Linked DNA regions of Homo sapiens: region 1 is linked to region 2. A link is an interaction called in ENCODE POLR2A ChIA-PET data of the cell type or tissue named here. Cell type or tissue: MCF 10A. All regions are shown on one strand. Links, peaks and the distances in the headings refer to the core of each region. The heading gives the core; the rest is flanking DNA. Region 1 overlaps UBR2 (ubiquitin protein ligase E3 component n-recognin 2). Region 2 has its middle 8.5 kb from the start of RPL7L1.

Region 1 (2,915 bases), core at 312-2,811, 180 kb after region 2:
CTGTGCCACTGCACTCCAGCCTGTGGGACAAAGCAAGACCCTGTCTCTTTAAAAAAACCAAACCAAACCACCACCACACCAAAATCAAGAGTAGGAAGACAGGGAGGAGCATGTCAGAAGGGGCTTCATGAGTTCCTGGAACTAAAGACAAGAGTGGTGAAGGCAGTAGGCTGGGAGCAGTGTTACTGACCAGGAGGCAGGGTGAGTGCAATGGAAACCTTGCTGTTTTAGTTTGATGCTCTCAAGAGGATTTCAAAAAAAACAGAATTCTCATGGGCAATGACTCCCCTAGGAAGACAGTGTAGCTGCCTTTCTATGTCTCTCTCTCAAAAGCAGGAAGTGGTCATAAAAAAAAGAAAAAAAAAACCTCCAACAGCCCTGAAAAACCAGCCAGCACACTAGGGGAGTGTGTAAGGACAAGGACCTTGAGATCACCAGGTAAGGATGAACAAGAGTTTAAACCCAGACACAGGTCTTGGAGTGCCCTGTTTCCCAGTGATTTGAGTTCCAAAATGGTCCACAAAGGTCACACGCTGTCATGGCTAATGAATATGAAACTTAATCAGCTGAAATGATGATCACACTTTCTCTGAGAAGGTCAAGATAGTTTGGCTAGTGGCCATAATAATATAACCCTCTTAAATTTAAAGCTAATACAGATATCCCACTATATTTGTAGCAAGGTGACACGGGCACCTTGCTGTGGCAGGTAAATGTGTAAAATGAAACAGAAAGATATATGCTAACCAAAAGTAATGCCAACACCTAAAGCATTTATTTGGATATCTTTAAACTTTTTACATATGATACATTCCAAATTTTACAAGTTGTCCACAGATATTAAAGTTATAGCCAATTTATTAAACAGATATGATTTTCCCTGATATGGAAAGCGTATGTTATATAAACATTTCTACAATAAACATAAAACATGCGGAACAAATCATAAAACTAACATGATTTGTAAGGTAGGAAAGACAACTAGCTTAACACCAGAAAATAAAAAGGTGTGTATGTTGCAATTTCATGTAAATTCATCTTCTCCCAGGCTCTGTGATATTCTCAGAGAATGAAATCCAGAGACAACCTTTGCTAACTCCAGGCTCCTAGGAAGTCGGACCGGAAAGCTGGAGTATTGTTATGATTTGGTGAAAATGTTTATAATCCACTTGTACAGAGAGAAACCTGGTCTTATTATTTTAAATTTTAGCTTGGTGAACATATGAAAAAAAGCCAAAAGAAGCTTACCTTAAAAGCTAAAGAAACTGGATGTGACAGAGGCCAAAATAAACATGAATTATGCCACCTACAGCCCAAACAACCAGATCTTATGAATGAAGGCCAGAAAAAGGGGGAGAGAGGTGGACTCAAATGTGAATTTTCTTTCTATTGGTCCTCCTCTCAGCTGGGTGAGTCAGTCCCACGCAAGAATGGCGACGGTCATCCTCCTGTCAAGAGGGGGCGGTTCTTTCACACACTACCTTGGAGAGGAATGTGGCTTCTACATCCTCACTTCTTTTAGCTTCAGTTCCAGATTTCTGACCTTCTTCCTGTGATACTGTGGAGCATGCCTAGTTGACTGGTAGCTGAGTGGAACAAAACTTGTAGATGTAATTCAAAGAAAACTGATTGAAAGGGTCAGTTGCATTGGTTAAAAAAATCCAAGAGCCTCTTATTACTCATCTGTTCCTTAGCCCCACCTTAGACAGGCTCAGAATTTATTCCTCTACTAAGTCTTCAGTCACTCTCTGCATGTATTCAAGCTCTCAGCAGTCATACATCAAACAATAGTAGTTGTGTGGTACATAATAATTATAAGCTATTTTGTAAGTGGCTCTTGTTCTAGGAAGGCACCTCAGTAAGAACAATGATCAAAAAGAATAAAAAGCCTGGGTGCCAGACCATCCCAGGAATGCACTAAGTGAGCCAGCAAGGAAGCAGCAGCTTGTCTGTTCCAGGAAATGCTGGCTGGGTGGGAGTGGGTTCTCACCTTCTTCAGTGTTTGGCTTTAGATGATATACTCTGCCAATTTAGCCTTAGAAATAACAAGAGAATATCACTGTCTGAAACATTAGGGTATTCTAAAAGAATACAGATAAGAAAATTAGGATACTCTTTTAGAATACCTATTATTTTAAACTTAAGCTTGGTGAACATCTGAAAAAAAGCCAAAAGAAGCTTACCTTAAAAGCTCAAGAAACTGGATGTGACAGAGGCCAAAATAAATATCACTTATGCCAACCACAGCCCAAACAACCAGATCTTATGAAGGAAGGCCTCTCATCTAGATATTAGGATATCTAAAAGAATATCCTAAATTTTTAATCCATATTCTTTTAGAATATCCTAATTTTTCTTCCTAATTCTAAAAGAATATCCTAATTTTTTAGACCATCCTAAGTTTTTGGAAAGCCCTCTAAGTGAGTTTTCTCAAAGCCAAAAGTCTTGCCATAAAAAAAAAAAGAAAAAAAAAAAACCTCTAACAGCCCTGAAAAACCAGCCAGCACACCAGGAATCCACCTTCTCCCCACGGGCTTCTTCTGCATGTGTGTCCCCCAACTCTCTCATAGTCAATGGAGAGAAGGGAACACTGCCTTCAAAATCAACCACTTTGCTCCTAGGAGTAGGGTCCTGTCAGCAGAGGGGACACCAACCCAGTCCCAGTGTTGGGCCACTCAGTGGAACCAGGAAGTATGACCCAACAGACCACAGAGACTTTGTTCCCTGCCTCCGTTGAGTCAGCTTCGGACCCACGGTTCACTATCATCAATAACGTGAAATATCACATAATGGCTGGGACTATGCAGTCAGACCCCCACAAAGGGGCTGGGATCCAATCTAGGAAGAGAAGCTCCTTGCTCGATCTTAAAACCCAAGACATTATATTTGAGGGGCACAGCAAACAGTGCAAGAAA
Region 2 (2,915 bases), core at 239-2,738:
ATGCCTAGATAATTTTTTGTATTTTTAGTAAGATGGGGTTTCGCCATGTTGGCCAGGCTGGTCTTGAACTCCTGACCTCAGGTGGTCTGCCCGCCTCGGCCTCCCAAACTGCTGGGATTACACGCGTGAGCCACTGTGACTGTGCCCGGCCCTGCTCTTTTTACTGTCTACATGTCTTCAGTAACACCCTTTTTTTTTTTTTTTTTTTTGGAGACAGAGTCTTGCTCTGTCACTCAGGCTGGAGTGCAGTGGCACGATCTTGGCTCACTGCAATCTCCACCTCCTGGGTTCAACCAATACTCCAGCCTCAGCCTTCTGATTAGCTGGGATTACAGGTACCCGCCAACATGCCTGGATAATTTTTGTATTTTTTTTTTTTTTAGCAGAGACAAGGTTTCACCTTGTTTGCCAGGCTTGTCTCTAACTCCTGATCTCAGGTGATCAGCCCTCCTCTCAGCCTCCCTAAGTACTGGGATTACAGGTGTGAGCCACTGCACCCGGCCTTAGTAACACATTTTACACCCTAAGAAGTAGAGGGCCAAGACCAGTCTTCTTAGTTTATGGGCAAGGACACGGTGACTGAGAGTTAAGTTGTATGAAGATACATGATTATGTGATAGATGAGATACCAGAACCAATTTCCACATTCTGCTGCCAAAGGCACTTTCTGCCCACCCAGTTGCACTGCTTTCCTTGACCTTCATAGAAGTAATTTTTTTCCCAAGGATCTTCTTGCCTTTGCAATTGGTTTCAAAGGTCAGACTCCAGCACATACCCAAGAGTAATACAGATGAGGGTTTCTTTTTTTTTTTTTTTTGAGACTGAGTCTCACTTTGTTGCCCAGGCTGGAGGCTGGAGTGCAGTTGTGTGGTCTCGGCTCACTGACTGCAACCCCGCCTCCTGGGTTCAAGCAATTCTCTTGTCTCAGCCTCCCGAGTAGCTGGGCCTACAGGTGTACCACGCCTGGCTAATTTTTGTATTTTTAGTAGAGACAGGGTTTCACCATATTGGTCAGGCTGGTCTCAAACTCCGGACCTCAGGTAATCCACCTGCCTCAGCCTTCCAAAGTGCTGGGATTACAGGCGTGAGCCATCACACGCGGCCTGGGTTTCTTATAAAGGTCTTTTACCTGCAGCAGCGTAGACAGGCAATTCATATTACAGAATCCACTTTATACTACATATGTGCTCCTGCTATTTGTGAATACACTGAAACAGATTTCTCCACATAATTAACAATTTAATTACAAAGGTCTTGGTGTGGTAGCTGACGCCTGTAATCTCAGCACTTTGGGAAGTCGAGGCAGGCCGTTCACCTGAGGTCGGGAGTTCGAGACCAACCTGTCCAACATGGAGAAACCCCATCTCTACTACAAATACAAAATTAGCCAGCATGGTGGCAGGCGCCTGTAATTCCAGCTACTCGGGAGGTTGAAGTAGGAGAATCGCTTGAACCTGGGGGTAGAGGTTGCGATGAGTCGAGATTGCGCCATTGCACTGCAGCCTGGGCAACAAGAGGGAAATTTCCCTCCGTCTCAGAAAATAAATAAATAAATAAATAAAGTCTTTTATCTTTGTTACTGCAGAAGGTATATTTTTTTCTCAAGTTTAACTCAGGAAAATACTAAGAACCAGGGCATGGAAATGTAATTTACAGCTCTCTGTGCAATTTATTGTGGCAGTCCAGAAGAATTTTATTTTTTGAGACAAGGTCTTGTTCTGTGACCCAGGCTTGAGTCCAGTGGCATGATCATGGCTCACTGCAGCCTTGAACTGGGCTTAAGCAATCCTCTGGCCTCAGCCTCCTGAGTAGGTGGGCCTACAGGCATATGCCACCATGCCTGGCTAATTTTTAATTTTTTTTGTAGAGATAGGTCTCACTGTGTGTTGCCCAGGCTTGTCTTGAACTCCTGGCCTCAAGCAGTCCTCCTGCCTCAGACTCCCAAAGCGTTGGGCTTACAGGCATGAGCCACATGCCCAGCCCAGAAAAATTATAGCATCCTATTTTCTTCTCTCCTGAACTCCAGTCAGTTCCCAAATGTAATGTATATCTGTGTGTTGCTCCCCCTGTATACTGTGAGCCCTTTGAAAGCAGAAAGCATGCCTGAATTATCTGTATATCCCAATGTCTGGCACAGTGTCTGCCAACAGTCAACTGCTCAAGTAATATTGTTGGTTAATGATCATCATTTTCAGCTGGATACCCAACGGGTCCTCCTCTGTCTTGGAGAGCACACACAAGGCTGCAAGTAGGGCATGACCCTGAACCCCAGGGCCTAGCCCTTTCAGTACAGCACAGCTAGAGCCCTGCCTGAGCAATGCTGTTGCAGTGCCCCCACACTGTAAAGGTTTATTTTCCCTTACCTTTCCCCCAATAATTAACTTGGAACTTTCTCTGCCTCAGGAAGTGCTTAGGGCCCCTTTCCTGGAATGTGTCCTCCCATACACACAGCTGAGGGTTTTAACCATCCTAAGAGAAGATGCCTGTCTTTCCTCCAGGCATGCCCCCAGGGAACAGAGACAGATCCTAACCTAGCAACCAGATGATCCTTCCTTTTTTATTTGAGATGGAGTTTCGCTCTTGTTGCCCAGGATGGAGTGCAATGGCGCGATCTCGGCTCACCACAACCCCCACCTCTCCCTGGGTTCAAGTGATTCTCCTGCCTCAGCCTCCCAAGTAGCTGGGATTACAGGCATGCGCCACCACACCCAGCTAATTTTGTATTTTTAGTAGAGATGGGATTTCTCCATGTTGGTCAGGCTGGTCTCAAACTCCCGACCTCAGGTGATCTGCCTGCCTCGGCCTCCCAAAGTGATGGGATTAGAGGTGTGAGCCAACACACCCGGCTGATCCTTCCTTCTAACTCTTCATTCCTGGGGCACTCCCATTGTAAATGGCCTGAAGAGGGACAAAAA

What was found. Peaks named below come from ENCODE experiments on the same cell type or tissue, not always from the same donor. Only the 100,000 strongest peaks of a DNase experiment are listed, where the experiment ranks them.
Region 1: POLR2A ChIA-PET joins it to region 2 with 6 read pairs; 14 of 35 experiments call an interaction of 5 or more read pairs at or near these places.

Annotation. Positions count from the first base shown.
Region 1 is chr6:42,691,344-42,694,258 of GRCh38, reverse strand. It overlaps UBR2 (ubiquitin protein ligase E3 component n-recognin 2), which reads right to left. Exons shown (of 47, transcript NM_001363705.2): 47 at 754-2,915. Among named protein-coding and RNA genes, the nearest start is that of PRPH2, 30 kb to the left of the region's middle. In MCF 10A, for the core only: no CTCF peak of the experiment used is centred there; a DNase peak (open chromatin) is centred at 1,428.
Region 2 is chr6:42,869,707-42,872,621 of GRCh38, reverse strand. No RefSeq gene overlaps it. Among named protein-coding and RNA genes, the nearest start is that of RPL7L1, 8.5 kb to the left of the region's middle. In MCF 10A, for the core only: no CTCF peak of the experiment used is centred there; no DNase peak of the experiment used is centred there.